Linked DNA regions of Homo sapiens: regions 2 and 3 are each linked to region 1. A link is a loop called in an ENCODE intact Hi-C map of the cell type or tissue named here. Cell type or tissue: sigmoid colon. All regions are shown on one strand. Links, peaks and the distances in the headings refer to the core of each region. The heading gives the core; the rest is flanking DNA. Region 1 holds the start of LOC124904302 (a long non-coding RNA gene). Region 2 has its middle 52 kb from the start of MAPK4. Region 3 has its middle 36 kb from the start of MRO.

What was found. Peaks named below come from ENCODE experiments on the same cell type or tissue, not always from the same donor. Only the 100,000 strongest peaks of a DNase experiment are listed, where the experiment ranks them.
Region 2: a loop joins it to region 1, with 4 times the contacts of the local background. A loop is called at or near these places in 2 of 110 quality-filtered maps.
Region 3: a loop joins it to region 1, with 4 times the contacts of the local background. A loop is called at or near these places in 3 of 110 quality-filtered maps.

Annotation. Positions count from the first base shown.
Region 1 is chr18:50,701,505-50,712,289 of GRCh38, forward strand. All of the region lies in intron 2 of MAPK4 (mitogen-activated protein kinase 4), which reads left to right. It overlaps LOC124904302 (a long non-coding RNA gene), which reads left to right and starts at 2,939. Exons shown (of 2, transcript XR_007066369.1): 1 at 2,939-3,349; 2 at 3,456-4,635. In sigmoid colon, for the core only: no CTCF peak of the experiment used is centred there; a DNase peak (open chromatin) is centred at 6,558.
Region 2 is chr18:50,503,068-50,513,852 of GRCh38, forward strand. No RefSeq gene overlaps it. Among named protein-coding and RNA genes, the nearest start is that of MAPK4, 52 kb to the right of the region's middle. In sigmoid colon, for the core only: a CTCF peak has its summit at 4,231 (motif pointing right); a DNase peak (open chromatin) is centred at 4,274.
Region 3 is chr18:50,779,010-50,789,794 of GRCh38, forward strand. No RefSeq gene overlaps it. Among named protein-coding and RNA genes, the nearest start is that of MRO, 36 kb to the right of the region's middle. In sigmoid colon, for the core only: a CTCF peak has its summit at 5,947 (motif pointing left); a DNase peak (open chromatin) is centred at 5,942.

The DNA of each region.
Region 1 (10,785 bases), core at 1,874-9,873:
TGGGCTATGTTTACGTGGTTTGCAGTTACTTCTGTATGTGCAGTTAGGTTACTGCCAGCATTGTGGTGTAGGAATAACTTCTAGAAATCCTGCTAAGGCCCACGGAATCAACTCATGAGGTCCTCATGCAAACACGGCCCACCCTACAACTCATAACATGTGACTGCAACTAGGACATCATCAACAACTTGGTTAATGAGTGTCGTTAATTCAAAGAGAATAGAAGTTGAGTCACCACATAAGAAAATTAGAAACGCCCCCCAAATCTTATAGGTCATGTACAAAAGAACACTAAATAGAATTATTTCCCAAATTTGATAATCCAGAAAACTTATAAGGTAAAAGAACTTATAAATATCAGCCATACAAGGCTGGGCATGGTGGCTCATGCCTGTAATCCCAACGCTTTGGGAGGCCAAGGCAGGTGGATCGAATCACTTGAGCTCAGGAGTTTGAGACCAGCCTGGGCAACATAGTGAAACCCTGTCTCTACTAAAAACAGAAAAAATTAGCTGGGCATGGTGGTACACACCTGTGTTCCCAGCTACCAGAAAGGCTGAGGTGGGAGGATCGCTTGAGCCCAGGAGGCGGAGGTTGCAGTGAGCTGAGATCACACCACTGCACTCCAGCCTGGGTGATGGAGAGAGATTCTGTCTCAAAAAAAAAAAAAAAAAAAAAATCAACCATTCTAAAGTATCAACCACACTAGAAGAAAGACTTAGTTATCTTTTTAACTACCTAACTTTCAAAGACTGAGTTATCTTTCAAGCTGGGCGTGGTGGTGCATGCCTGTAGTCCCAGCTACTCAGGAGCCTGAGGTCGGAGGATCACTTGAGCCCAGAAGTTTGAATCTAGCCTAGGCAACATAGCAAGACCCTGTCTCTTAAAAAAATAAAGAAGCATATTACAAAATTGTCACAGAAGAGAAGATCAGAGATTATGCAGCATGTTTACATTTGCTGCCAGCAGTTTGCCAAGCAGCTAATTAGTAAAAATGTTATTTTTATGAATGGTGTGGTGTTTGTAGTATTTGCCAGCTTTTTATAATTTTTAATTTGCTGCAGTTCCTTTTCTGATTAAACATAAATATTCATTTTCATATCTAATTTTGTGTTCATGATTTTGTATTTTTAAGAGGCTCCCCAAACCAAGATCCACCCTGGCCCCTTTTCTGTTTCCTTCTTCATACAGTGACTGCCCCATCTTCCTGCCCTCATCTGGTGTTGACTGTGCCCTGGTTTCATGATAGTCTTTGCAGTTGAACCAGCATACTTACTGCCCAGAGCTGGAGTGTATGCTCCCTGAAGACAGTCCCCTGATTCAGAGTACCACAAACAGGGCCGGACCTACTGGAAACACTTTATAAAGGCCTGTTAAAAGAGCATCTGAAATGAGACTGTAATTCTCTCGAACAGGTGACCCGGGAGCTGCCTCCCAGTATGTGGGCACTTCAAAAGTGGTGTATCTGCCTGCAACTTGCAGGTTTTCCCAGAATACAAGAGTTTCTGCAGAAAAGATGTGGTTCCCTGTGAATAGTGTGATCCAAAAAGACCTTTCCCAAAGTCAGGGTCAGACAGGGTTACTGAGCCAAGAGTTGGATTTGGACCCTAACAGAAGCAACTCTGGAGACCCCTCTCAAATTGATCTCAAGACCTTTCTGCTGCCCTCCTCCCCATGCTCACTCCCCTTCTCCATCCCCACTGCCTGTACTTCTTCCCTGCCTGGCCAGCCTGGGCAGTGGTCTCAGTGCTACTCATTCAGCAGGCACCTCCTTCCTCCAGTAACCTGCACTCTCCACCTTGCCCAGCCTCCCTTTCCTAACCAAAACATCCCTGCTTTTCCAAGGGGCCAGAGCCTCTGTGGAGTGAAAGTAGCTGGCATTTCTAATGGCTTTTATAACACGCAGCCACCTGCCTTCAGCATCTTCTGTCTGCAGGCACCAGGCACACCAAGAGGTCCCAGCACTCAGGGGCTCTCAGGATAAGTGGGGGAGGCAGTGCGCCTCCATTCACACAGAGCATTCAGCAGGCGCCATAATATTAGTCTTGCTAACAGAAGACAGTGGGCTTAACAGGTCAGTATGTTTCCTCTCCCAGGTATCGAGTTGATATGTTGACAGGGACCTTACCCAGCATTCCTCACAGCCTGTCCTGAGAAAGACTGGTCCCCATGATGCACTTAGAAAAAAGTGGATAAGTGGTCAAAGAGGTTTGACAAGCACTACATACTAAATCCCCATCTAGAAGATTCTGAGACTTTATAAATAAGCTTCACTGGTTGTTGCCAGCCTGTCCCAAGGGTGTTTGGGCACACATCCTATCTCCCCTGCTAGCTATTAACATCTTTGGAATATGAATTCATTTCAGGAAACACTACCTTACTATCTTAACTAAAAACAGCAAGTCTGTAGGTGAGACTCCTGCACCCAGACAGGCAGGTGGTCAAGTTCAGGAGGAGCAGGGCATCCCCAGTGTTCCACAGGGAGCTACTTCCTGCCTACATTTAGGCTGGACCACCAGGAGCCTCCTCCTTCCCCACACCTGCCCTTTCCAGGCAGACCTTGTGACAGAGAGACTTTTAAAACTTCAGGTAAGCTCTCTAGGGCCCATTCCATTCCCTCCCACGCCATCTGTATAATGAGTCTACCTGGAGACTCCAAAATCTGTCACGCCCTCCAGACCCATCTAAGTTCTACCTCATCCCGCATCAGTAGAAAAAAGAAAGGCCAGACACGGTGTCTTATGCCTGTAATCCTAGCACTTTGGGAGGCTGAGGCGGGTGCAATGCTTGAGCTCAGGAGTTCGAGACCAACTGGCCAACATGGTGAAACCCTGTCTCTACAGAAAACACAAAAATTAGCCAGGCGTGGTGGTGCATGCCTGTAGTCCCAACTACTTGGGAGGCAGGAGGATCACTTGAACCCAGAAGGTCAAGCCACTGCACTTTAGCCTGGGTGACAAAGTGAGACCCTGTCTCCAAAAAAAAAGCAAGACAATCATGTGTGTCTCTCTCTTATTTCTCCTAGTCTACTGATTGCATCACAAGCATTGTGGGTCACATTCCAGAGCCTTCTGAGAAGGGAGAAGTCAGGGAAGTTCCTTTTGTTCTTCTGAGCGTTCTCTGCAAGTCAAACTGGGGAGAGTTCCAGTCCTGTGGGGTGGGAGCAGCTGTGAAGAGGCTGGAATCGGAGGGAACTTTGGGGCCTGGAGGCCTAATGGAGGACTCTGTGATGTTGGACTATGTTGTGTCGTTACCCTCCCTGCCTCTGCATCCTCTTCTGTGGAGCAGGGACAATGACAGCAGCCATCCTGGGAGAGCATCATGATGACCAAATGGAAGGAAACAGAGGGTGAGGAGCACCCCAAGCACATGGTCAGCACCTGGCAGGTGGCTGTTATTATTACCCACTCCTCAAAAGTGCTTTTGGACTCACATTTTCTTTCTTTCTTTTTGAGGGTGGAGGTGTAGAGAGGTGAAATAAAGCTCTGAGTCTGACCTCCAGGTTGGTCCCAGGCAAGATTAGCAGCCTGAGGGGTCCGGCTTCCACACGGTAGCATGAATAGCATGTTCAATAGAAAACCGGACCCATACCCCACACGGCAGAGGGCTAGGCTTGAGCACAGACACTACCTTTGTCCTGAGATTTCTACATGGCAATGAAACTTCGAGCTAATTTTCTCCTGACTGGTGGTCAGTTCCTGAATTTCATGGGCATATCAATCATTCCTTTAGCTCAACGTTTTTACTCCATTCATTCACCCGATTGTAAGTGAGCGCCTATCTTGTACAGAGGTGCACTGCAGACAGAGGGAAAACAACTGGCTCTTGCCTTCAGGAGCCCTCGCTGCCTCCCCTGCTATAGAGTTAATGAAGTTAGATGAAGGGGTCCAGGAGGCTGTGTGAACACAAAGCCTTGCCAGCTAAGTCAGAGAGGAGGGTCCTGCAGTAATATCCCCAAATGTAAAATGAAAAATAAATACCTTCAACAGGGTTCTCAGGAGGTGAGCTGAGCTACTGCTGGCAAAATCCCTTGTACAGAGTGGATGTCAACAAATATTCCCTCCCCTCCCTAATGTGCTCTCAGTTATGTACCTGGATGTTAATAAGGGAGCTGAGAGAAAAGTTTGCTAGGAGGGCGGAGAAAGTTTCCACCCTCCTCGGGGGAAGAGGTCGGGGACAGAAAGGGGAGGCCTGGGGCTCAGAGACCAACGTCTCATGTCTTCTACCACATGGCCACGTGGCTCGCCCCTTGACTCACTCTGGTCTCTGCTCGAATGTCCCCTTACATGAGAGGCCTTTCTGGACCACCCACCCCATCACTCTCTATCTCCTTACCCTGCTTTATTTCCATTCCTTGCACTTATCTCCACTAGACATATCATCCATTTGTTTGTTCAGCTGTCTTTCCATCCAAAGTGTGCACCTCATGATTACAGGGACTTTGTTTTGCTCACTGCTGGGATCAGATCTCAGCTCTGCCAATTATTAGTTAATTTGATCTTGCTCAAGTTAGCCCCATCTCTCTACCTGTTTCACAGGGTCATTTTGATAATTAAATGCACTATTAATAAAGCAGTACTTGGCACGGTGCCTGGCACATCATAATTTCTCAATAAACGATAGCTATTATTATGATCAGTGATTTTTCAGTAAATTTTTACTTCCTGTGGTTCAGCCATCTGGGGAAAACCTCTGCGGCTACTCAAGGATTTATCTTATCCTGAGGGGAGGTAGAAATAGAAACCTGTACTCATCCAGGAACCATGAAAATACTACTTACCTTTCCAAAGCAGGTGAACTCAAGACCTCTAGAGATGCTGGTTCTCAAATACAGCTACACCTTGGAGTCACCTGGGGAGCTGTAAAAAAATCACTGATGCCTGGTTCCCACCCCCCCGCCTCCGCCCCCACAGATTCTGATGTGATTGGCACAGCAGGAGTCCTGAACGTCAGTTTTTTTTTTTTTTTAAGTTCCCTAGGTGCTTCCAGCCTGTAGCAGGTCTGAGAGCCCGTGCTCTAGAGTGCCACCAGATTTCCCCTTGAAAGCCAGCGTGACAGATGTCTATTTGTGGCTTGACAGTTAATGCATCTTACTAAAAGAAGCCATTTGCACAAGGACTGGCCTATTAAAAATTAATCACTTTGGCCTAGCAGGGCTTCTCACTTAAAGATTGCTGTCCATTGTCATGCAGCACCCCAGGATGCTAATGCCCCACAGAGGAGAACTTGTAGCCCCTCCAGCAGCAAAATCAGATAAGGAAACTGAGGCAGAAGCAGCCCAACCAAATCATCCCTCCACCCACCTCTCTACCCAGCCCAGCCACTGGTCCTGGTGAGGATGGTGGTAATGGAGCTGCCAGTCCTGGTACATCACTGAACAAACAGAACATGTTATCCTGTCTTTGAACTGTAATAGGATTCAGAGTTCTTGATTTGGACCCCATGAGGATAATGTCCAAAGCTTTTATCAGACGGTGAGCTCTAGCTGAATTAGAAGACAACCACATTTCACCGAAGTGCTTTTTAAAAAGAAGCCCAACTCCATTGCTCCCACTTTCCTGCTGTTTAAAAGTAAGGAGAAGTACATTACGCTAAATGAAATAAGCCAGATGCAAAAGGACAAAGCCTGTATGATTCTGCTTCTGTGAGGTCCCTAGAGCCATCAAACCCATACAGATAGAAAGGAGCATGGTGGTTGCCAGAGGCAGGGGGCAAGAACAATGGGGAGTCATTGTTTAAGGGGGACAGACTTTCAGTTTTGCAAGATGAAAAGAGTTCTTGGCTGGGTACAGTGGCTCATGCCTGTAATCCCAGCACTTTGGGAGGCTGAGGAGGCAGGTGGATCACTTGAGCTCAGGAGTTCAAGAGCAGCCTCGGCAAAATGGCAAAACCCCATCTCTACAAAAAATACAAAAATTAGCAAGGCATGGTGGCCCGCACCTGTAGTCCCAGTCACTCTGGGGGGTTAAAGCCCGAGGATCGCTTGCAAGTCTTACTGGGAGACTGCAGTGAGTCATGATCGTGCCACTGCACTCCAGCCTGGTGACAGAGTGAGCCTCTGTCTCAAAAAAAAAAAAAAAAAAAAAAAGTTCTGGAGATGGATGGTGGCGATGGTTGTACAGCATTGTGAATATACTTAATGCCACTGAACCGTATGCTTAACAGTTAAAATGGTGAACTTTATGGTATGTGTATTTTATTACAATTAAATTTTTTATGGCAATTTTATTATAATTTTTTTAAAGTCAAAGAAAGTGACCACACAGGGCCTGGAGTGTCCAACAAGGGCCTGCAGGCCTATGGGAATTTATATGAGCTTTTGGTTGATTTCCATGGAAACCTGGGAAGAGATGGTGAATTTCAGGATCTGTCCAGGATCCCCCAGAGGGTGGAGTGGAGAAGGGGCAGCCCTGAAAGGGGATCAGCAGATCAGCATTTAGGGCATCTTAGAAGTTTATGAAAATTCAGTGCAGCTGATTTAGCCAAACGATTTCTTCACCCATGTTTACTTTAGCTGCGTAATAGAACGTGCCAGATGATTTCCCAGTGATTGCGATGTGAGCCAGGCTTTGTGATGTGTTCCCTCCCTCAATTTGAGAGAGTCCCTGCTGCATGCTTTCCTGCAAATAAGTTTAATGGAATGAGTTTGCTATTTGGCTGTGGTATTATTCCTTTTTAAAAAAGGTTTCTCACGTGCCTCATATGTACATTGGCACAAATAAGAATTATGCCTTCAGAGGGAGATGACTACAGAAGAGAGGCTGTATATGTCTGCTTCAGCGGGACCTCTGGGAGGATGTTGTTCTTCTAAATGATCTTTTGATGAGTGTCTGTAACTCAAAGAATTAACCCCTATTATAGGTCAGTCTGCTGCTCGGTTTGAGAAATCTGCCTGGCCTGTAAGTAAAGCAAATCATAATTTCTTAGGGCAGGCCAGTATCATAAAGACCATCTAGGAACTTGCTGGTCCAAGTGTGGTCATCTGAACCGCAACATCAGCATCACCTTGTTTAGACTGAGAAATGGAATCTGCGCTTAACCAGTCGAGGTCCTCAAGGGATCTGAGAGCACCCCAAAGTTTGAGAAGCCAAGCTTTAGGGTCTCCACCAGGAAGACGGTTTTGGCACATCTCTCCACGAGACTGTCTGTTCTGTGCTTGGACCCTCTGCTTGTCTAGACAGCCCAGGCCCCCACAGAAAGCCCTGGCAGCCTTAGAAGTCTCTCTTATGTGCGAGGCAGTGGAGCCCTCTATTCAGGTCAAAGGAGCTACATCTGCACAGCCTGGGGTTGAATTCCAGCTGTGCCACTTATAGGCTGTGTGAGTATGGACAGGCTGCTTACACTCTCTGTGCCTCAGTTTCCTCCCTGTAAAATAACTATGATGAGAGTCCCTACCTCATGGGATTGCTGTGAGGATGAAATGAGTTAATCCATATAAAGCAGATAAAACTGTCTGAGGAGCTCAATAAATGTTAGCTGGTATTATCATGTTGCATAGATTTCTGTCTCACACATTGGCTCTCGGCTGTCCCCAGAGCCTCAGAGAACAAGCTTAGCTCCTCTTCTACATGACAGCCTTGCAAATGTCTACAGGCAGCTCTCACGCCCACCCCTTCCATGTCCTCCAGACTGAAATTGCCAGGTTCTCGTGTGACAGGCCTTTGATTTCCACTGCTCCTCCACCGGGAGGGCTCCTGGGAACCCAGTCCCCTGAAAGAATCACAGTCTCCCTGCCACAGCCTCACTTTTCCCCTAAGTTTTTCTTCTTCCAAGGAAGTGCAGTGCCAGGGGCCTTCCTGAGGCCTTCCTGAGTCCATTAATCCCCTGCTCTCCAGACTGCCCGGGGAATTGGGGGAAGCGTGATGGGGTGGAGAGGGAGCACAGAGCCTGCAGCCTCCTTGCTCCACCAGTGCCCACCTGCTAGTAAGACTTGCAAGGGCCCCACTAGGGGCGCAGGCCTGCCCAGGCTAATTAGAAAAGCAGAGACACACATGGCCCTTCTGCAACCTACGCTGAAACGCCTTCCGCACTAGGAGGGGGCATTCGCCTCCCCTGGGGAGCTCATTCAAGATGGAGATTGGAGGACTCCAAGTCGGCAGCTCTGAGTGGTCTGCACATTCACAAGCACATCTCTTGGAGTGCTTGTGAATTCACAAGCATGTCATTGGGGATGGGGGAAGGCCTGGCAGTATGAAAGTGATGAGTGCAGGAGCCAGACACCCCTGACCACTTCCCAGTTACAGCACCTTGAACCAGTCATTTTATTAGTCTGTGAAGGGCCTGCATCAAATTCATGTAAAATACTAACACAGTGCTGGGCACAGGGTAAGTCCCACAGAAATGTTGGCCATGATTACTTCCTGGTCCTTACATTTTTTCCATATTAACATTTCATCTCTCTAACCATGTGAAATGCTCTTTGAAGACAAGGGATGATCTGAATCATTTTCCCATCCTTCACACAGGGACAGACACCTTAGGCTCCCAGGACACATTGCAGAAACTTCTGGTTGGGAAGGCGAGGCTGTCAGAGTCTCTTATCATCCTAGCCTGGAAACAGGGGCAGCCCTAAACATTGCTTCAGCATGAAAGGAAAAGCAACCCTTCCCACCCTGTCCTCATCCCCCAGAGCTAAAGTTGACTGGGCTTTTATTCTTGGAGAATGTCATCTCATTTAAATTCACCATACCATACCAGGCCAGGCACGGTGGCTCATGACTGTAATCCCAGCACTTTGGAAGACTGAGGTGGGAGGATTGCTTGAGCTCAGGAGTTCGAAACCAGCCTGGGCAACGTGGCAAAACTCTGTCTCTACAAAAAATACAAAAATTAGCCAAGCGTGGTGGCGTGTGCCTGTAGTCTCAGCTACTTGGGAGGCTGAGGTGGGAGGATCGCTTGAATCCGGGAGGCGGAGGTTGCAGAGAGCCAAGATGGCACCACTGCACTCCAGCCTGGGCAACAGAGCGAGACCCTATCTCAAATAAATAAATAGGCCAGGCGCGGAGGCTCACGCCTGTAATCCCAGCACTTTGGGAGGCCGAGGTGGACAGATCATGAGGTCAGGAGATCGAGACCATCCTGGCTAACACAGTGAAATCCCATCTCTACTAAAAATACAAAAAAAAATTAGCCGGGCGTGGTGGCAGGCACCTGCAGTCCCGGCTACTCAGGAGGCTGAGGCAGGAGAATGGCGTGAACCCGGGAGGCGGAGCTTGCAGTGAGCAGAGATAGCGCCACTGCACGCCAGCCTGGGTGACAGAGTGAGACTCCGTCTCTAAATAAATAAATAAATAAATAAATAAATAAATAAATAAATAAATAAATTCATCATACCCCTAAGGGATTAGTAGGCACATTATCATTAAAGGGTGTAGTAGAAAGTTTATTGGATTGAGCCTTCTCCCCCAACCTTCCAACTCCCACACGCAAGAGATCAGGCAGTGGGGGCACAGCAAGGGCAGGCACAGGAGACTTGGCTCCAGATCAGAACTGGTGCCCACCCAGCACGGGCTTGCTGGAGCAGCTGGGAGTGCCCACCCTTCTGGAGTGACTTTGATCCAGGCTGTTCTGAATTCCCTGGCAGGCAGCTGGGATCGAGGGCTGCTTCCCTGCTCCCTCTGCAAAGAGAATGCTCAGAGCTTTAATTATACCTTCTCTCTATCCTTCAGGGGCCCCTAATTATGCTCCTCACAGGGCAGCTGCTGCTAGATTATTTCCCAAACACCTCTGAAGCTTTTAAAGTCAAAGCCTCCCATGGGCTCTGCGTGACTCTAAAGGGACAGCAAAATGGGTGGATGGGAGCAATAGCTGACGAAAGTCCCAAGGCCCCTTAAAAGGGTCTAGAAAGGAAACCATGTTCATCTGCCTCCCAGTGGGCACAAGGTGGCAGGAGGAAATAGACGATTAGGAAGGGGCCACTCCCATCTTGTTTCTTGTGCTCTGAGTGGTGGTCACAGAGAACTGTGGGAGTGTGCACTTCATGTCTTCTCAGAGCAGTGATGTTACAAAGCCTCACACAAGAGGCTGGCCCCAGCTGGCCTGCAACAGCCGCGTGCAGACGCACCCACTTGTGCGCCAAGTGTGCCTGCTGTCCTGCTCACTCCCTCCTTGGCCACCCTGTGCATGGGCATGCCCTGCCTGGGGAGACCAGGTCTGATCACAGAGACATGTTCCTCTCTACATCCAAAAGAAGCTGAAACTATCCTCACCCTGCAGGCTTGGGCAGAGGGCTATTTGGAGATTTTTTTTGAGCCAATATACTTATTGATTTATGAGCTCTTTTAATAAAATTGGGTCTCGACTTCTGGGTATTCTTTAAAGTTTTTTTTTTTTTTTTGTAGAAAATTATCCTGAATTTCACCCCATCCACTCGACTGCAACTCCTCTCTTGAATTCTGATCACCAGTACCATGTTGTGGGCCCCAGAGCCTCTCCCATTCGGACACCCAGGGCTCAGCTCAGCTGACAGCAGGGCCCTGGTCCACTGTGTCTGCCCCCAGACCTGGGAATGGAGCTTCCCATATATTCCCATCTCCCCTTCCTGGGGCTTCTCTTGCACCAGCTTGGCAGAAGACACTGCACCTTCCCAAATTCTTCTCAGCCTTGTGGCTTCTGAAACATATCAACAAATCCCCTTTAAGTGTCGGGCACAGTGGCTCATGCCTGTAATCCCAGCACTTCGAAAGGCCGAGGTAGGCAGACTGCGTGAGCTCAGGAGTTTGAGACTAGCTTGGGCAACATGACGAAACCCCATCTCTACAAAACATACAAAAATTAACTGGGTGT
Region 2 (10,785 bases), core at 890-8,889, 200 kb before region 1:
CTTGCCGTCTGTGGGCTGCACCCACTGTCCAACCAGTCCCAGTGAGATGAATCACGTACCTCAGTTGGAAATGCAGAAATCACACCCATCTTCTGCATCGATCATGCTGGGAGCTGCAGACTGGAGCTGTTTCTATTCGGCCATCTTGGAATGCCCCCTAGATCAGTCTAGAAATACAATCTTTTTACATTGATCTTGTATTCTGCAATCTTGTTGAACTCGTTTATTACTTTTGATAGTTTTTTTTACTAGATTCTTTAGAATTTTCTATATACAAGATTATGTCATTTGTGAATAGAGATAGTTTTACTTCTTCCTGTCCAAAATGGATGGCTTTTACCTTATTTTTCTTGCCTAATTGTCCTGGCTAGAACCTCCAGTACAATGTTGAATAAATGTGGTGAGAATGGGCATCTTGTGTTGTTACAGATCTTAAGGGAAAAGAATTCAGTCTTTCACCATTAAGTATGATGTTAGCTGTGGGTTTTCCATACATGTCCTTTATCAAGTTAATGAAATTCCTTTCTATTCCCAGTTTGTTTGATGTTTTTAATCATGAAATAATGTCAGATTTTGTCAGATGCTTTCTCAGCATTAATTGAGATGATCATGTGATTTTTTCCCTTCATTCTATTAATGCAGTATATTATATTGATTGGTTTTCTTGTGTTGAACCACCTTTGCACTCCTGGGATAAATTGTACTTGGTTATGTGTATAATTTTTGCACACTGCCAGTTTGGTTTCTTAGTATTTTTGTTTACAATCTTTGCATACATATTCATAAGAGACATGGATCTGCAGTCTTTCTGTGATGCATTTGTCTTATTTTGGTATCAGAATAATTTCTGGTCAGTTTCTGGGGAACAGATCATCTCATATTCTAATTTCATGGAATGAATTAGGAAGAGTTCCTTCTTCTATTTTTTTGAATTTGAGTTTGTGAAAAGTTGGTATCAATTATACATTTGGTAGAATGTCTGCATTGATGCCATCTGTTCCTGCTTTTCTCTTTGAGTAATCTGATTTTTTGTTACTAATTCATTCTTTTCCATTATTACAGTTTTGTTCAGAGTGTCTATTTCTTCTTGGGTCAGTTTTATTAGTTTATGTCTTTCTAGGAATTTGTTCATTTCATCCAGGTTATCTAGGTTTTTGCATATAATATCATATATTTTGCATGTATTCCCTTTATAATCTTTTTTTTTTTTGTCAATCTAGCTAAAGGTTTGTTAATTTTATTGATGTTTTCAAAGAACATGCTTTTGGTATTGATTTTTATATATTGTTTTTCTCTTCCTTGTTTCATTAATTTCTATTCTAATCTTTATTATTTTCTATCTTCTCCTTGCTTTAGATCTTTCTTCAGCATCTTCAGGTGGAGGTTAGGTTGATTTGAAATCTTTCTTTTATAATATAGGCATTTATAGCTATACATGTCCCAGTAAATGTCACTTCAGCTGCATCCTGTAAGTTTTGGTATGTTGTGTTTTTATTTCATTCATCTTAAAGGAAATGGTGGGAGAGAGAAACACGATAGGAAAAAAAGTTAACATTTGTTTTTTGTTTTGTTTTGATACAGAGTCTTGCTCCGTCACCCAGGCTGGAGTGCAGTGGCACAATCTCAGCTCACTGCAACCTCCACCTCCTGGGTTCAAGTAATTCTTATGCCTCAGCCTCCCGAGTAGCTGGGATTATAGGCGTGTGCCACCATGCCCAGCTAATTTTTGTATTTAAAAGATATTTAAAACACGATAGGAAATATTTGTGTTTAAAAGACATCTTTCTTCTTTTTAATATAGGCATTTATAGCTATACATTATAATATGTATAGCTATAAATGCCTATATTTTTGGATTTTCCTTTTTATTTCTTCTTTACATAATAGTTACTTATGACTGTTATTGTTCCACATATTTTCAAATTTTCTAAATGACATTTATATTTTAATGAGTAGAATATAATAAAGGTGAGGAGACATCACTTTTGAGAATAGGTTTCAAAAGACTGTGACTTCTCTCTCGTTTGCACATGCTCTGCTTGGCTTTTCCCACTTGCTTATTCTGATAAAGCAAGCTGTCATATAATGCACCACCATATAGAGAGGCTCATGTGTCAGGAACTGAGGGCAGCCTTTGGCCAAGAGGCCAATAAGGGACTGAAGTTCTCAGTCCGATAGCTCACAAGGAGCTGAATCCTATCAACAACCATATAAATGAGCTTGGAAGTGGACCCTTCCATAGTGAGCCTTGGTTGACAGCCTGATTGCAGTGGTATAACACAGTCTGAGCCCAAGGACCCAGTCAAGGCATGCCCAGATTTCCGATTCACAGAACCTGTGAGATAATAAATGTTGTTTTAAAACCACCAAGTGTTGAGGTAATTTGTTACATAGCAGTAGATAAATAATAAGATGTAGTTGCTTCAGAAAGAGGGCCTGGGTCCTTTGAATGGGCCAGATGCTTATTTTTATTTTCTGTCTCCATGATGTAAGAGGCCTAGAAAGGACCCTACCTCATACATTGTCTCTGTGCCCCACCTTCTCTACTGGAAACTGAGTGTGGTAAATCAGGTTGGATCTTTTCTGGGGAACTGACCATCTCAGATTCAGGTGAGGAAGAACCAAAAGGCCTCCTTTAAGTTCAATTCTTCAACTCAGAGTTTGTATTGGGTTGGTGCAAAAGTAACTGTGGTTATTGCAGTTACTTTTAATTGCAGAAGCCGCTATTACTTTTGTACCAACCTAAATATTAGTGTACAGTGGGGCTACCATGTCTAAAGTGTTCATTTGTTTCCCATTTGGTTATTGTCCTTCATAAGTAAGTTTGTTTGTTTATAACCTTAAGGGTGGAAGGTGAGAGGATAGAATGAAGCTCCCAAGCCCTACACCAAACCCTCAATAGAGATAATGAAAGCAGAGCATTCAGTACATAGTAAGTGCTCAACAAATGTGAACTTTTTGACTGGGTGCAGTGGCTCCTGCCTATAATCCCAGTACTTTGGGAGGCCAACGGGGGGAGATCACCTGAGGTCAGGAGTTCAAGATCAGCCTGGGCAGCATGGTGAAACCCCATCTCTACTAAAAATACAAAAATTAGCTGGGCATGGTGGCACACGCCTATAATCCCAGCTACTCGGGAGGCTGCGGCATAAGAATCGCTTGAACCCAGGAGGTGGAGGTTGCAGTGAGCTGAGATTGTGCCACTGCACTCCAGCCTGGGTGACAGAGCAAGACTCTGTATCAAAACAAAACAAAAAACAAATGTTAACTTTTTTTCCTATTGTGTTTCTCTCTCCCACCCAGTGCTCCAAACTCACTCAAGTTATGACATAGAGTCTCAAACTGTCTGCATTACACCCTGGGGTCACTTGTATTTTGTGGTAGCAAAGCTCCTAATTTGTTTGCTATTGATGTATTTATTGCTAGACCTTATTGAAAAAGGAATTCAACAAAATTCAACTCAACAAACACCTTGGTGATGGGCATTATGCTGAGATTGCACAAACAGAGGGGAATAGAACACAGTTTCTGTCCTTAGACCTGAATTCGGAACTAGTGCCTGGAGAGGGGGTTTGTTTTTACAGATCATCTCACGATTTGAAGGCCAGTCACTAAGAATCCACTCATTTTTTCCCCCATATTTCCCCAACTGAAATTACTCAGGAACAATGTCAGAAAGTCTAACACTTCCTCCATTTTGACTTCAGTCCTGGTGATGGGTCTTCTCTGAGGCCATCCATGTGGATATCTCCTAGGATACAACCATATCTGGAACAGAGGCCTGCACTAATGGAAGTCCCTCCATTACCCAATAAGAAAAATTGGGGAAAAACCCTGAACCTCAAGTCACTTCACAGCCACTTGTCACGAAATGTTCACAATAATGGTACAACTCAACAATGACTGCAGATGAATGGCTTCCTGCCTCTGTGTAATATACACTTGCACAATGGTCAGGACGTAGGACTGCTGTGAGAAAATGCTCTTGATCTGTGAAGTTGGAATCCAGGAATTCTGGAGGAAGATGGAGCACAGGTATGAGAGGAGGAAGGAGAGAATGACCCCTTCCCAGGCCTCCTGATCACGTGGGCACATCATGCTAACATTAACATATGAATGTGCGGGCTCACAGTTGCCACCTATTTGACAGCATTGACAGCAGGATGTTCAGTGTCCCCCAATTAATCCTGGTATGTCTCTGGTGAGTTCTGGACCATTGAGGTCCCCAGCCCACAGGCCACTTGAGGGCAGTGTCTCCCCACTGCAGCTGCTGCTGGGCTGCTCTCCAAAAGCAATGATTCTCCCTGCCTAGGCTGCTGTTTCCTGGGCCCCCAAAACTGCAAAGTCCTTCTGAGGCCAGTACTGCTGTCTGTTATTTCATCTTTTCTTGATGCACGCACTGCTAGAACCACACTGTGTTCTAGGTGGAAATCGCCAGCCCAGACCTACCCTGGCCCTGTCTGGCTCTTAGGCCCTTCAGCAACAATACATGTGCCCCAAGCCTCTTGCTTTCCTTTGTGAAAACAACCCCCCAAGGTCCTTTCCTCTAGTCTCTCCCCCTGGAACTTAAACTTACAACTTCTGTCCCACAGACTGGCCATTCCCTGCAAGCACATCAGCTGGTACCAAGAGGTTTGGGAGGCACTGCCCCACCAGTTTGTTAGATTCCGAATACATATCTCTGGGTGTCAGAGATACTTGTAACATCCTATTACAGTAGTTCTGGGAAATGGACTTTTTCTTCAGGGCAAGAAGAAAACTAAATTTTTTTAATAAGTTGGAATAGCACTTTTTGTCCCCCCTGTGGCCACACTGTTACAGGTATAACAGGTAGATATGAGTGAAGAAGACTAAATTCCTTGAGTAGCTTGTGTTGTATGTGACTGTGTGTGTGTGTGATGTTGACCCACGTGTACCTTAGTGCAAGATTAGAAGATCATAATGGAAGCCTCTCCCAGCTTCACTCTTGTCCTTCTGGAAATCCCATCCTGAGGGAAGGATGAGGTGAGTCGTGGCATGATGGCTAAGAACATTAACCAGTTTCCAGAGCAACGAAGGGAGCTTTGGAATCTGCCTTTAAGGAGTTTCTGTGCTATACTCCAGAAGAAAACTTAACGTTCAGTTTTTAGGTACAAACAGCTATGTTTGGACAAATAACTATGTCAGATGCTTGAATGAAAATATATCCTGGGTTTTTTCTTAGTCTTTCAAATGCATCCAAACCTTTCTGTTGTACTTTTCTAGGAGGCAGTTGTTTCTCTTCTCACAATGAATCAAGCCAGTTAAAAACTGCATGTTCTGAAAGATTGGATAAGGAAAATGTGGTATATGTATGCCATGGAATACTATGCAGACATAAAAAAGAATAAGATTGTGTCTTTTGGGGGAACATGGATGGAGCTGGAGGCAAATATCCTTAGCAAACTAACACAGGAACAGAAAACCAAATACTGCATGTTCTCACTTATAAGTGAGAGCTAAATGATGAGAAGTTACGAACACAAAGAAAGGAACAGCAGACACTAGAGTCTACTTGAGGATGAAGGGTGAGAGGAGAGAGAGAAGCAGAAAAGATAACTATTGGGTAGTGAGCTTATTACCTGGGCGATGAAATAATCTGTACAACAAACTCCTGTGACACAAGTTTACCTACGTAACAAACCTTCACATGTACCTCTGGACCTAAAATAAAAGTTTTAAAAAAAATAAAATTTTTAATTGCATATTAAACAAATTAATGTATAAGCCTGCCTGAGGGGTAAGGAGTAGAAGGAAAAAAGAATGAACACAGGTGGTGAGACTATGGCTACAGGCTTTGTTATTAACTGAGTGCTACTGTGCAAATTAGGCTTTCTGTGCCTCAATATCCAAACCATTAATGTAAGGGTTGTTAAGTTAGATTAGATATTCTTGTAGGCAACTTTCAATGCAAGTATTCTCTGACTATAGATATTCTCTCCCTCCCCCTTTTTCCCTCCTCCCCCATTTCTCCTCTGTTGACCTCTTTCTCCTTCCTATTTCCCTTCAAGATCCTGTTTCCTTTTTCTTATGTGTGTTGTTTTTATTCCAAGACTTTTACACAGGCTCTTTTATTTTCATCACCAGGCAATTTGTGCCAGCGAGTGTGATGCAAATATAGTTAGACAGGATTTTGGTTCTGACTGAATAAGAATTGCTCCACTTGAGTTTACAAAAAATACCCCCCAAAAACAAAAAACCACCACCCGGGCCCTCTAAACCAATTCTATTGAAAGTTTCTTGGCTTCTGAATTTAAAGAACAAGTTGTTCCTGTCGGAGATTCATTATAAAATGTTTGGTTCACCTCCTTCACCGTTAGTGACAAACACACAAAATGAATGCTCAGAGGAGTGTGCAAATCCGAACTGTCCTCCAGAGTAAGGACTCTCCCCTCTGCCGCTACATCAGTGAGCCCACGTTTACAATCTAAAAATTATCCTGAAGCCAAGTCTATCTAAGGACATGAATTAAGGATTCTCAGAAACTGAGTGTTTTCACATACACACACGTAGACACACACATGGCTTAGACAGTTCATGTCAAAATAGACTGAAATTAGCAACTTGGACTTTTAAAATAGTCTCTCTTACTTACGGAAACAAGTGGCAGTGATGGGCTGCTGAAATTGGGAAGAATAAGAAAAACCACAAAAATGGAAGCATCTTAAACTTCCTTCTATCAGTCAGTGACAGAATAGGATTCAATTGCTTGAGGTGGCTAACGTACTATGGCCAAATGATGGGAATCAGATGTAGCTTCCCTTTTCTTGCCACTTTTATCAAGGAGATAGAAAATAAAATTGGAGCAAGTGGAATAAACAACGCTTTAGTCCCTGAAGCCCAAGATAGGTGAGGAATTAAGAGCTCCTACTTCCCAGCTGAGTTACTCTCTAGGCAGTTAAGATTGTCAGGCCATAGCAGACACCGAAAAAGTCAGGGACCTATTATCCTAATACAGGGAGTAAGGGTGTTAGTAACAATAATCCAATCTGACATAGAGAGTCAATTCTAGAAAATATAGGTGGGTGAGCTTCATGCTGATCCCAGGATTATTTAATGGATGGTTCACAGGTACTTAGAAAACATTGGCTATAGGAAGCCAATACAAATTATTATTATTTTGAGACAGGGTCTCACACTGTAGCCCATACTGGAGTGCAGTGGTGCAATCACAGCTCACTGCAGCCTCAACTTCCCAGGCTCAAGTGATCCTCCTGCTTCAGTTTTCCTGAGTAGCAGGGACTACAGGCATGCTCCACCACGCCCAGCTAATTTTTAGATTTTTTTTTTTTTTTTTTGTAGAGATGGGGTTTTGCCATGTTGCCAAGGCTGGTCTCAAACTCCTGGCCTCAAGTGATTCTCCCACCCTGGCCTCCCAAAGTGCTGGCATTACAGATGTGAACCACTGTGCCTGGCCTAGGATTCTTTAAGAATAAGTCAAGTCAAGGTAATTCCAGATTTTTCTTACCCCCCTAGGTTTACTTAACAATGAAATAAAGGAAATGTACTTTATTTGGATTTTAGAAAGGCACTTTAAATTTTTTCCATGAATACTACTCAGCCATAAAAAGGAATGAAATAATGGCATTCGCAGGAATCTGGATGGAAGTGGAGGCCATTATTCTAAGTGAAGTAACTGAAGAATGGAAAACCAAGCATCATATATTCTCACTTATAAGTGGGAGCTAAGCTATGAGGACGCAAAGGCATGAGAATGATATAATGGACTCTGGGGACTTGGGGAAAAGGGTGGGAGGCAGGTGAGGGATAAAAGACTACACACTGGGTACAGTGGACACTGCTTGGGTGTGCCAGAATCTCAGAAATCAAATAGCTTACTCATGTAACCAAACGCCACCTGTTCCCCAAAAACTGTTGAAAAATATATTTTTAATATAGATATATATACTTACGTAGTATATACATATAATTCAAAAATTGATTCCATGATGTTCTTGAAGACAAGATGAAAAAATAACAGATCCTAAATAGTGTGGTTAAAGTTACAGGTGTTTATACAACTATTCTTAAATACTCCTGATGAATAGGTCATGTGTTTGCCTAGAAGGGGATCTTTCCAGCATGCTGCAGAGTTCTGCTTTTGGCTCTGTCTGAGCCACCATTTAATATCAGAGATTTGTGTGCAGCTAGAGATATGAGAGAAGCAGCACAGACGGGAGTCACGGATGCAAACAAAAAGCTTAACATTCACCAGGAATAAATGGCAACTACTCTCCTTAGGCATGTGGAAAAACAACATACCAAACAAACAGAAATCAAGTGCAAGATGAAGAACCCCATGGGAATGACTTGGGAGAATGAAGAAAACTTGAGAATTCTACTAGAAATCATAAGGACTTGATTAAAGGGAAAATACTGCTAGTTCTTACACGGAAAGACTCAGTGTTATAGAGATGTCGAGTCTCTCTCAATTGATATATATTTTAATAAATGAGTTTAACTCATTCCTATTTTGGGAAATTACTGATGTATTTGGAAATCTTTCTTGAGGCTCTTTTGCTTAGGAAGAAATACGTAAGGGCTTCCAGGTCACTGGCAATGTTCTACTTGTGGGTCTGGATTATGGTGTCGGGGCATTTGCTTTATAATAATGTGTTACATTTCACATGTGTCTTATACCTTCCCAACCACAACCTCTTTCCTCTCCCCAGAGGCAGCCGCCATCCACATTTTTATAGTAATCAATTTCTAGCACTTTGCAGCATGGTTTAAGATTCATTCAGTCTGCAGACATGTTGCCGTAGTTTACCTTTATTGCCATTTAGCATTTTTTTGTTTAAACGTAATGCAATGTGTTTTCTGTTTTCTGTTGGTGATTATTTTGGTTGTTTCTGGTTTTGTTGTTGTTGTTGTTGTTCTCTTTTTGGCTTTTTTGTTTTTGCCACAGGGTCTTGCTCTGTTACCCAGGCTGGAGTGCAGTGGCATGATCTCAGCTCACTGCAACTTCCACTTCCCAGGCTCAAGCAATGCTCCCTCCTCAGCCTCTCAAGTAACTGAGACTACAGGCACACGCCAATAGGTTCAGCTAATTTTTTTTTTTAATTTTTTGTAGACATGGCATCTTGCCATGTTTCCCAGGCTTGTCTTGAACTCCTGAGTTCAAGCAATCCTAAAAGTTCTGGGATTATAGGAGTGATCCACTGTGCCCAACTATTTCTGATTTTTGAATATGAAGAACATTGCTACTATGAACCTTCTTGTGTATGTGTCTTGGTGCATGGGTACTCAGGTTTCTCTTGGAGTTATATTCATATACATATACACACACACACCTAGGAGTAAAAGTGCTCAGCCACAGGATATGAGAATCTTCAACTTTAGCAGATAACATCCAAACTGTTTTTCAAGGTGGACATAATATATACTTCCCCCAATAAATGTCTGATTCCTTTTTTTAAATTTATTTTTTAGTGACAGGGTCTTGTTCCATCATCCAGGCTGGAGTGCCAGAGCATTCTTATTCTTCCACATCATTGCCAACTCTTGGTATTGTCAGACTTCTAAATTTTAGCCACTGTAGTAAGCCTAATTATCTTTAAAATTGTCATGTGCGTACTTAAGTTTATACTCTCAGAAACCCTGAAACTAATCACCACATATTTTCCCTGAGACATGACAAGAACATTACATGATTTTATTTTCCACTGCTCCTGAAACCTTACACACACTCACCCATGTTATTATCCAGAGTTTTAGACCTAATTATTTTTTAAAATAATATTTTATAAGCAATGCTTATTATATGGTTTACTTTTTGTTTGTGTAGCATTACTTCTTCCATCCCTTTACTGTGTTCTGGGTTCATTTTCCTTCTTGATGGAGAATATTCTTTGGTAATTCTATCAGAGCAGGTCTGTGGGTGGTAAACTTTCTGAGTCTGGAAATGTTTTTATTTCATGAAAATAAGGTGTCATTTCATATCACTGGAGTGATATGATGAATTACTTAAACAATTATGTTTTAAAATTAGATCCCCACTTCACACATATTTTTAGAAGGGTCCAGGATTAAAGTGTATACAATGACATTACAAAAATTGACAGAATAAAATATGGATGATTGTTTATATATAATCTTGGAATAGGAATTCCTCCTCTATTATGACATAAAACCTCAAACCTCACCTTTTCAAAAAAACATCATGAAGTTAAAATACTATTGCAAACCTGGGAAAAAACAATTGCAATGCATATAGAAAGCAAATAATTTATTTTCTTAAAATACAAACAGGATTAAAAATCAATAGGTAAAACAAACAAAAAACCTACTAGAAAATTTGAATATAAAATTTACAGAAAAAGAAATACAAATTGTCAGCTGTATTTCAAGATAAAAATACAAAATAAAATGAGATGTCATTTTCACCTACAGATTGGCAAACATTAAAAGGTTTTGTAGTTTCCATTGTTAGCACCAGAGGAAGCATGATGTAAAGACTCATTTTGTAACCTTTTTGAGAGATAATTTGGTAATACCTATCAATCTAAAACATGTGAACTTTTACTAAGTAATCAGACTTCCAGGAATTTATCCTAAGGATGTACTAACAAAACTACCCAAAGATGTATACAAATTAATCAATAAGATTTTGGTTAAGTCAATTAAGAAACATCTTCACAGGTAGAATACCTTTGCAGCCATTGGGAATATTAGCCTCCCAGAGTGACAGCAGCTTGTGAAGGAGGGACTATGATCAGCATTCCCATTTTACAGCTGAAGAGGCTAAGAAACTATGACTCTTTTAAT
Region 3 (10,785 bases), core at 1,318-9,317, 77 kb after region 1:
TATCCTGCAAATCCTGCCAGGTGGGAATAAATAGGATCACTTGGAGGTTCCTTTTTGGGAAAGTAAGACCAAGGGAACTAACCAAAGCCAAGCACCATGCACCCAAATCCTAGCAAACATAACTATAGCTACCAGTTATCTGGGTGTGTCGCAAGACATCCTTTCCTCTCCCTTGTTGGAGGAGGACTCAGTTCCACAGTTCCACCTTGGCATTTGGCTTATGACAAGGAGCCCGTGCAACCCCTGCTGAGATACATTTTTGTCCCAGACTCAATTCCAAGCTTCAGGTCAAAGCCCTAGGAAAGAAAACTGGATCTGAGGGATCCAGAGACAAATAACAGGAGAGGTTAAAAGGTACAGTGCAGGCGAGCATGGCTGATTCCTGCCCATTAAGCCAACCCCAAGCTTCCTGTTTCATGGATAAAGGCCACATTAATATCCATAGCATAAATGAGGTCTAGGGAACTCCAAGGCTACTGACTTGACAGTAGGGGGGATAGAGGCTTAGGTGAGAGTGGATAATTCCTATTCTCTAGGCCTTCCCTGCTTCATGGGTACAAACCGTTTTGGCATTCATGGCGGGACTTGCCAAGGTCACTGGGACTCGGGAATGCAAGGATGGAAGAGGGAAAGAGGACGCTTTTCCCTCTCTCCCTCATGTACCCCAGGTATCTGCTAGGAAGAGAAGGGAATCAGGGATGCCTGCTTCCCTCTTTCTAGATGGGTAGCCATTCATCTTTAGTCTGTACCCCTTTCAAATGCATCCTGAACCCTTGGGACTCCTTTAAAAAACACCTTCTTTTTCCTTTCTTCTCTTCGGTTCTCTCTTCGCTGATAGGTAATTGTGTTTCCGTGCTATGGAACACTCCCCTCAGATGCATCCTCCAAGGAAGTTGGAAGAAAGGAAATATTTACAACCCAGAGGAGCCAAATGAAAAAACAATTTGTGTGCTAATCAGATTGACACAAGGTCTCAAGAAAGACGATTTAATTATGTTCTATTCAAAAGACATCTTTCTTTATATTTTCCTGCAGCTCAAAGCAAAAAGATAAGAACTCTTGCTAGCTTCATTCCAGAACCATTGTTTACCCATCTAATATATAAGATCTAATATCTGCGTAAATGTCAGAATTTGTAAAACATAATTTAGATAATTGTGGAAAATCAAAATGTGGCTTGTGCAGAGGATAGTATATTCATTTTCTATTGCTGCGTAGCAAATTACTACAAATTTAGCAGCTTAAAACATCATCCATTTATTATTTCACAATTTCTGGAGTGCAGTGGCAGGAGTCCAGGCATAGCTTACCTAGTCCTCTGCTTAGGGACAGAAGGCTGCACCCAGTGTGTTAGCCAGGCTGCATCCTCTTCTAGAGGCTTGAGTGGGAAAGAATCTGCTTCTGAGCTCATTCTTGTTCTGGCAGAATTCATTTCCTTGGACTCTATGACTGAAGTCCCAGGGTTTTTGTGTGCTATCTGCTGGAGGCCACCATCAGATCCTAGAGGTCCCCTGCAGTTCGACTACCCACTGTTCTTTTCTTCTATGACATGGCCACTTAATTCATCAAGCCAGCAATAAGAGTCTCTCTAACACCTTTGTCATATTCTGTTGGCTAAAAGCAAGTCACATGTTCTGCCCACATACAAGAGAAGTGCACATTAAATTTAAAGACTGGACCGTCAGGAGTTAGGAAAACCAGGCTTGAATCAGACTTTCTAGCTGTATGTTATTGCGCAAGTAGCTGAACTTCTAACCTCAGTTTACCTATGTATGAAATGGGCTAATTGTCATATTTTAATTAGTATGTTTTCAACTGCAGACAAATGACCAATTAAAAGTAATAATGAGAAATTTATTTTATTTCTTTCTTTTTTTTTTTTTTTTTTTTTTGAGACGGAGTCTTGCTCTGTCTCCCAGGAGGGAGTGCAGTGGCATGATCTCAGCTCACTGCAACCTCTGCCTCCTGGTTTCATGTGATTCTCCTGCCTCAGCTTCCCAAGTAGCTGGGACTACAGGTGCCTGCCACCACACCTGGCTAATTTTTGTATTTTTAGTATTAGACGGGGTTTCACCATATTTGTCAGGCTGGTCTCAAACTCCTGACCTCAGGTGATCCATCCGCCTCGGCCTCTCAAAGTGTTGGGATTACAGGTATGAGCCACCATGCTTGCTGAGAAATCTATTTTCTTACAAAAAGAAGTCTGGAGATAGGACAGTTTCAGGGACAGTTAATCCAAACCTTCAACGTCTTTAAAAACAATTTTACTGTTGTTTTGTTTTGTTTAATTCTGCTCACCTCAAGGTGCTGGATTTTGTTCTCCACTTTGTGCCTTCATAGTTGCAAGATGGGATAGATACAGCAGTTCTCAACATTATAGTTTCAAGTAAACAACATTCAAAGACAGCAAAAGGGAACAATGGCACAGAAAAAGTACTTTCTCTCTCTCTTTTTTTTTTTTTTTGGCTGAAGAGGTTTAAATTTTTTTTAAAGAGTTTTATGTTTACAGAAGAATTGAGCAAAAAATACAGAGAATTCCCATTCACTTCCTTCTTTCCCCTTACAGTTCCCCTATTATTAATATCTTGCATTGGTGTGATACATCCGTTACAGTTGATGAACTAATATTGATACACTATTATTAGTTAAACTCCACAGTTTACATTAGGGTTCACACTTGTTTGTAGAGTTCTGTGGTTTTGACAAATGTATAATGTCATCTATCCGTCATTACTGTAACATACAGAACAGCTTCACTGCCCTAAAAATTCTTTGTACTCTACAAGTTTACCTCTTTTTCTGTCTTTGCTAGCCCCCGGCAACCACTGATCTTCCTGTCTCCATAGTTTTGACTTTTCCATAATAATATAGTATGTGGGTTCAGATTGGCTTCTTCCACTTAGCAATATGCATTTAAGATTCCTCCATATCTTTTCATGGCATCACAGCTCATTTTTAAATTACTAAATAATATTTCATTGCATGGTGTACTGTAGTTTGTTTATCCATTCATATATATTAGGGATATTTTGGTTGTTTCTAAATTTTGGCAATTATGAATAAAGCTGCCATAAATATTTGTGTTAAGGTTTTTGTGTAGGCCTAAGTTGTCAACTCATTTGGGTAAATACCTAGGTGTGTGATTGCTGGGTCATATGGTAAAACTATGTTAGCTATATAAGAAACTGCTAAATTGTCCTCCAAAGTAGCTGCACTATTTCGCATTGTCACCAACAGTGAAGAAGAGTTCCTGTGGCTCCACATCTTCACCAGCATTTGGTGTTGTCAGTGTTTTGGATTTCAGCCATCCTAATAGGTGTGTAGTGATACCTTATTTTTTTAATTTGCAATTCCCTGATGACATATGAGGTGGTGGTTGGAGCCTGGGGTTTCTGAAACTATGATTATGGAAAGTGGAGTTATTGGTGATAAGGTAAAGGAAATACCAATGAAAGTGGGTGGCTGTCATGGGGTGGGGGAAATGTTACTGGGGGAGAGGAGGCTTAAGAATTGAGAGGCAAACAAAGACCAATTAAAAGTAAGAAACAGGCTGGGCATGGTGGCTCACAACTGTAATCCCAGCACTTTTGGAGGCTAAGGCTGGCGGATCATGAGGTCAGGAATTCGAGACCAGCCAGACCAACATGGTGAAACCCCATCTCTACTAAAAATACAAAAATTAGCTAAGTGTGGTGGCGCGTGCCTGTAACCCCAGCTACTCAGGAGGCTGAGGCAGGAGAATCGCTTGAACCTGGGAGGCAGAGGTTGCAGTGAGCCGAGATCGCGCCACTGCTCTCCAGCCTGGGCGACAGAGCAAGACGGTCTCAACAACAACAACAAAAAAGTAAGAAACAGTGAGAAATTTATTTTCTTAATAAAGTTCAGATTATCAAAGAACCAAATTTCCACCAATTGAGTTTGAAAGATCTAGTTGGCTTTTATTAGACCTCATCTCTACAAAAAAAACAAAAAAAAATCCAAAAATTAGCCAGGCATGGTGGTGTATGCCTACAGTCCTAGCTACTTGGGAGACTGAGGCGGGAGGATGGCTTGAGCCCGGGAGGCGGAGGTTGCAGACAGCCGAGATCATGCCATTGCACTCTAGCCTGGGTGATAAAGCCAGATTTTGTCTCACAAAAACAAAAATGAAAAATTTTGTTGCATCAAAAGATACTATAATGAAAGTGAAAAGACAGACCACAGAATGGGAGAAAATATTTAAAAATCGTATATCTGATAAAAGTCTAGTATTGGGAATGTATAAGGCACTCTTACAATTCAATAACAAAAAGACAACCCAATAGTTTAAATGAGAAAAGGACTTGAATAGATATTTTTCTAAAGAAGATATACAAACAGCCAACAAGCACATAAAAGGATGCTCAATATCATTAGTCATTAGGAAAATGCAAATCAAAATCATAATTAAATACCGCCTCACACTGACTAGAATGGACATAATTTTTTTAATGGAACATACGTGTTTGTGAGGACGTGGAGAAGTTGGAACCCTTGTACATTGCTGGCAGGAATGAAAAATGGTGAACCACTGTGGAAAACAGTTTGGTGGTTCAACATCGACTTACGATATGACCTGGCAATTCTACTCCTAGATATACACCCAAAAGACTTGAAAGCAGGGACTCAAACAGATACATGTATACTGATGTTCATAGCAGCTTTATCACAGCAGCCAAAGGTGAAAACGATCTAACTAGTGTTCATCAACAGGTGGATGGAGAAACAAAATGTGGTAAATCCATGCACAGAAATATTGTCCAGCATAAAAAGGAATGAGGTACTGATGCATGCTACAGTGTGGATGAACCTTAAAAACATGTTCAGCAAAAGAAGTCAGACACAAAGAAGGCCATATATTGTATGACTCCATTTATAAGAAATGTCCAGGACAGGTGAACCCATAGAGACAGAAAGCAGATTAGTGATTGCTAGGGACTAGGGGGAAGGGGAAAAGGGGAGTGACTGAATAAAGGGTACAGAATTTCCTTTGGAAGTAATAAAAATGTTCCAGAACTACATAGTAGTAAAGGCTGCACAAAATTATGAATGTACTAATGTCATTGAATTGTACACTTTTTTTTTTTAGACAGTCTTGCTCTTTTGCCCAGGCTGGAGTGCAGTGGCATGATCTCAGCTCGCTTGCAACCTCTGCCTCCCAGGTTCAAGCAGTTCATGTAGCTGAGATCACAGGTGTGCGCCACCATGCCTGGCTAATTTTTGTATTTTCAGTAGGGATGAGGTTTCACCATGTTGACCAGGCTGGTCTCAAACTCCTGACCTCAAGTGATCCGCCAGCCTCGGCCTCCCAAAGTGCTGGGATTACAGGTATGAGCCCATAATCAGTGTACATTTCATCCTAGCCTGAATTGTACGCTTTTAAATGGTTACATGATTAATGTTATATTATGTGAATTGTACACACCCCTCCTCCAAACACACACACACACACACACACACACACACACACACACACACAGAAGGGGCATGGCATGGATTCTGAAACAGTGAGGGGAAATTAGCCAGCCCAGGAAAGCAAGGAGAAGTGCTTCCCTTGGAGCAGCCCAAGCCAAGGTGAGTGGACTGGGCTGGGGCACCTCAGCAGTAGAAAGATACCTGTGGCCAGAGATACAGGAGGGCAGAGGCTACTGCTCCCATAGGACAAGGCAGTGTAATCCTTAGGCGATTAGCACAAAGCACATCAAAAGGCTTCAACAAATACCCATTTAAAGGCTGGAGATATGAATGAAAAGAAATTGCAAGCCTTTGCTATGAAGAGTGGTTCCCTCTCCTTCCCCTGCAACAGAACAAAGCCTTCCTTGGTGTGAGAATTCCAAGTGTGGTCTGGAGAGTCTAAACCTGTCTGTTGAAAGAATGGCTCTTAGAGGGTGAAAAGCAGGGATGTTGTCGCCCTCCTCTGGTCACTGAGCAGCTTTGGTGTCCCCCCCTCTGACTGAGGTGGCCACCACTGCTGTGAGTGCAGAACCCAGGGCTGGAGATGTTTGGCAGCCAAGGTACCGGGGCTGTGAAGGCAGCTGGCCCTCCACTCCCCACTCACCCCTCTACAAATTCTTTCTCAGTTACTCAGGAGGCTGAGGCGGGAGAGTGGCTTGAGCCCAGGAGGTGGAGGCTATAGAGAGCCATGATCAAACCACTGAACTCCAGCCTGGGTAACAGAACGAGATTCTGTCTCAAATTAATTAATAATATAAATAAGTTTTTAAAAATTAAAAAGGCAGCATGTAGACCAGGCGTGGTGGCTCACACCTGTAATCCCAGCACTTTGGGAGGTAGAGGCAGTGGATCACTTGAGGTCAGGAGTTCAAGACCAGCCTGGCCAACATGGTGAAACCTTGTCTCCACTAAAAATACAAAAATTAGCTGGGCATGGTGGTGCACACCTACCTGGGAGGCTGAAGCAGGAGAATCACTTGAACCTGGGAGGCAGAGGTTGCAGTGAGCTGAGATCGTGCCATTACACTTCAGCCTGGGTGACAGTGAGACTCCATCAAAAAAAAAAAAAAAGCATCATGTAAACGTGTAATGTTTCCACATCGATGTGAAAAAAAATACCTATATTCCAATGTGCTTATAAGTGCATAGAATATGTCTGGAAGGATAATGAAGAAACTAGGTAATGTGAAACTGGGTAATATGATTTTTCTGGGGAGAACTAAGGGACTAGGAAGACAAAGGCACACTTTAGTCAACACCCCCTTTTTGATTGTGGTAAAATATACATACATAAAATTTACCATTTTAACTGTTTTTAAGTGTACAGTTCAGTGGCATTGAGGACTGATATGGTTTGGGTGTGTGTCCCCGCGCAAATCTTGAGTAATCCCCAATGTTGGAGGTGGGGTCTGGTGGGAGGTGATTGAATCATGGGGGCAGATTTCTTCTTTAGTGCTGTTCTTGTGATAGTGAGTGAGTTATTATGAGATCTGGTTGTTTAAAAGTGTGTAGCGCATCCCCCCACACCTGACTCTCTTTTCCTCCTGCCCTAGCCTTGTAAGATGTGCCTGATTCCCCATCGCTTTCTGCCATGATAGGAAGTTTCCTGAGGCCTTCCCAGTCATGCTTCCTGTAGAGCCTGTGGAACTGTGAGCCAGTTAAACCTCTTTTCTTTATAAATTACCTAGTCAGGTATTTCTTTATAGCAGCATGAGAACAAACTAACACAAGCACACTCACATTGCTGTGTAAATATCAACACCACCCATCTCCAGAACTGTTTCATCTTCCCAAAGTGAAACTCTGTACCTATTAAACAATAACTCCCCATCCACCCTCCCCCCAGTCCTGGAAACCACCATTCTATTTTCCATCTTTATGAATTTGACTACTCTAGGAATCTCGTTTAAGTGGCATCATACAGTATTTGTCCTTTAGTTTCTGTTTTATTGCTTTTAGCATAATGTCTTCATCAATACACTTTGATAGATTTTTAAAGCTCTTGGGGAGCTTTTCTAAAAATATTGATACCCAGATCTTACCTCTAGAAAGTCTGATTTTTTTTTTTTTTTTTTTTGAGATGGAGTCTCGCTCTGTCACCTAGGCTGCCTAGGCTGGAGTACAGTGGCGCAATCTCGGCTCACTGCAACCTCCACCTCCCGGGTTCAAGCAATTCTCCTGCCTCAGCCTCCTGAGTAGCTGGGACTACAGGAACACGCCGCCACACCCAGCTAATTTTTTATATTTTAGTAGAGATGGGGTTTCACCGTGTTGCCCAGGCTGGTCGTAAACTCCTGAGCTCAGGCAATCTGCCTGCCTCGGCCTCCCAAAGTGCTGGGATTACAGGCGTGAACCACTGTGCCTGGCCAAAAGTCTGATTTTATAGGTCTGTGGGGCAGCTTGGGCATTGGCTTTTTAGGTGATTCTAAGGTGCAGCCTGGACTGTGAACCACTGCTCACTCCCAAAGCAGGCTGTGCACCAAACTCACCAGGAGCTTTTCAAAGCTCACCCTTATAGACTCCCTTGTCCCACCTCTGACCTACTCATTCAGAATTTTCAGGAATGTGCAGTTTTAACCACCACTCTGAGGGATTCCTAAGCAACCAGCCTGGCCTGCACTGCAGAGAAGCCCCTAGGAAGCCGTGTCCTGGATAAAGCTCTGGCTTTCGATGCTAGGAACTGTAAGTGCAGCCTTTTACTCAGCTGCAGTGATTGATGCACATGGGGCGCTGTCCCCACCAAGTACTGAGGAAACAGAATAAAAAATAATTGCTAATCAAAAGAGAAGAAGTTCCTAATTTTAAAAATAGTAATAGGCCCGATGCGGTGCCTCACGCCTATAATCCCAGCATTTTGGGAGGCCGAGATGAGTGGATCACTGAAGGTCGGGAGCTCCAGACCAGCCTGGCCAACATTATGAAACCTGGTCTTTACTAAAAATACAAAAATTAGCTGGGCGTGGTGGCAGGCGCCTGTAATCCCAGCTACTCAGGAGTCTGAGACAGGAGATCCACTTGAACCCAGGAGGCGGAGGTTGCAGTGAGCCGAGATCAGGCCACTGCACTCCTGCCTGGGTGACAGAACAAGATTTCATCTCAAAAAAACAAAATAAAATAAAAATAAAAGTAGTAATAATGACTATTTTCACACTCGCCTGTGATAGTCTTGGTTCTAGAATGATTCTACTTAGAGAGGGAGGTACAGGAAGGGACAGCCTGTTTCTGGTAACCTCACACTGAATGAGTGGGCAGAAGCAGATCCATTAAGGACCTTACCCTCGACCATATAGGCCTAGTGGGCTCCATACAGCAGCTGAGGGCTAGGAGAGGCACGTAAGTGCATTGCCAAAAACCCTCACCTATATATTCTCTCCCCATTCCTGCACCCATCAGTCATTCTAGAAACAGCTGCTGCTCCACGGGCGGCTGCGGGAAGAAGAAAGAGGAGCGTTCCGTTCTTCAGCTCCCCCACCAGTCCCCTCCTGTTCAGTCCCCCCACCGCCCCGTTCCCACACACACCATTCGGTAACTCCTTGGTTTCTAGTCCCAGCTCTGCCACTGGCCTTGTCCCAGTTTGCCCAGGACTGTCCCAGTTTATTACTGAAAGTCCTGTGACCCAGGAAAACCCTCAGTCCTGGGCAAACTAGGGTGATGGGTCCCCTCAGCCTGGAGGTTAAGTGTTCAACTTTGTGAGAGGTGACACAATGATGCATGCACAGTCGGAGGGGTGGGGTCTTTGAACAGATTCATCTCCCTCAATTTAAGATCAGCAAAATGAAGCCCAGGGAAGAAGAGCACCCTGCACAAGGTCACAGAGCTGGTGGCAGGGGCACAGTGCCCCAGCCTGGTTCTATCCCCACAGGTGCCAAAATGACTTAGCTGATATTTTCCCAGGGGCAGAGGGACAGATTAGTTGAGCTTTCAGGCATTTTCTTGCACTACCAGCCCCCGCCCCCAGTTGATGAGGCCCACCATGCGTCAGGGCTGTGACTGTCCCATCCAGGGGCAGGAATTTCGGCCTCTGCCAATGACTTAGCTTTCTCTTTTACCTCCTCCCTCCTTGCTCACCCCACACCTCACGTTACAGGACAGGAGACTACTGCAGTAGCTCACGCCCACCAAACCCCCCATCAAAGCCACCCTTATTCTTGGAGGGAGCCAGTAAGCATCGTAAAAAAAATGTGCTTTCTCAGGATCCCTGCTCAAAATCTCTCCCCAGCTGCCTGGCTATTTATTTATTTATTTATTTATTTATTTATTTTGAGGTGGAGTCTCCCTCGGTCACCCAGGCTGGAGTGCAGTGGCACGATGTCTGCTCACTGCAACCTCCACATCCCGGGTTCGAAAGATTCTTGTGCCTCAGCCTCTGGAGTAGCTTGCCTGGCTTTTCAAACATACACTAGGGCAGCACTGTGTGAAAAGGAATATAATGCAAGCCACAAACATAATTTAAAATTTTCTAGATGCTACATTAAGAAACACTAAAAAGAAACAGATGAAATTAACTTTGAATATATTTTATTTAACCTGATATATGTAAAATACTGTCATTTCAAAATATAATCAATATAAAACATGATTAATAAGATATTTTTACATTCTTTTTTTGATAGTAGGTGTCCAAAATCCAATGTGTATTTCTTTTTTTTTTTTTTTTTTTTAGATGGAGTCTCATTCTTGTTGCCCAGGCCGGAGTATAGTGGCTTGATCTCAGCTCACTTTTACCTCGGCCTCCCAGGTTCAAGTGATTCTCCTGTCTCAGCCTCCCAAGTAGTTGGGATTACAGGCGTCCGCCACCATGCCCAGCTAATTTTTTTTTGTCCATATTTTTAGTAGAGATGGGATTTCACCATATTGTCCAGGCTGGTCTCAAACTCCTGACCTCAGGTGATCCACCTGCTTCAGTCTCCCAAAGTGCTGGGATTACAGGCGTGAGCCACCATACCCAGGCTTCCAGTGTGTTTTTCATATGCTTACAGTGCTTATTAATTTAGACTAGCCATCTTTAAATTACTCAGCAGTCACCTGTGGCTGGAGACTACCATATTGGACAGCATACACTAGAGGCCCAGGAAACAATGCAAATATCCTTTGGAAGGATCCTGCGCAATCACTGCACACACACACACACACACACACATTTTAGAGATAGAGTCTTCTCTGTCTTCCAGGCTGGAATGCAGTGGTGCTATTATGGTTCACTGTAGCCTCGACCTCCTGGGCTCAAGTGATCCTCCTGCCTCAGCCTCCCAAGTAGTTGGGACCATAGGCATGTGCCACTGGGCCTGGTTAATTTGTATATATACATATATA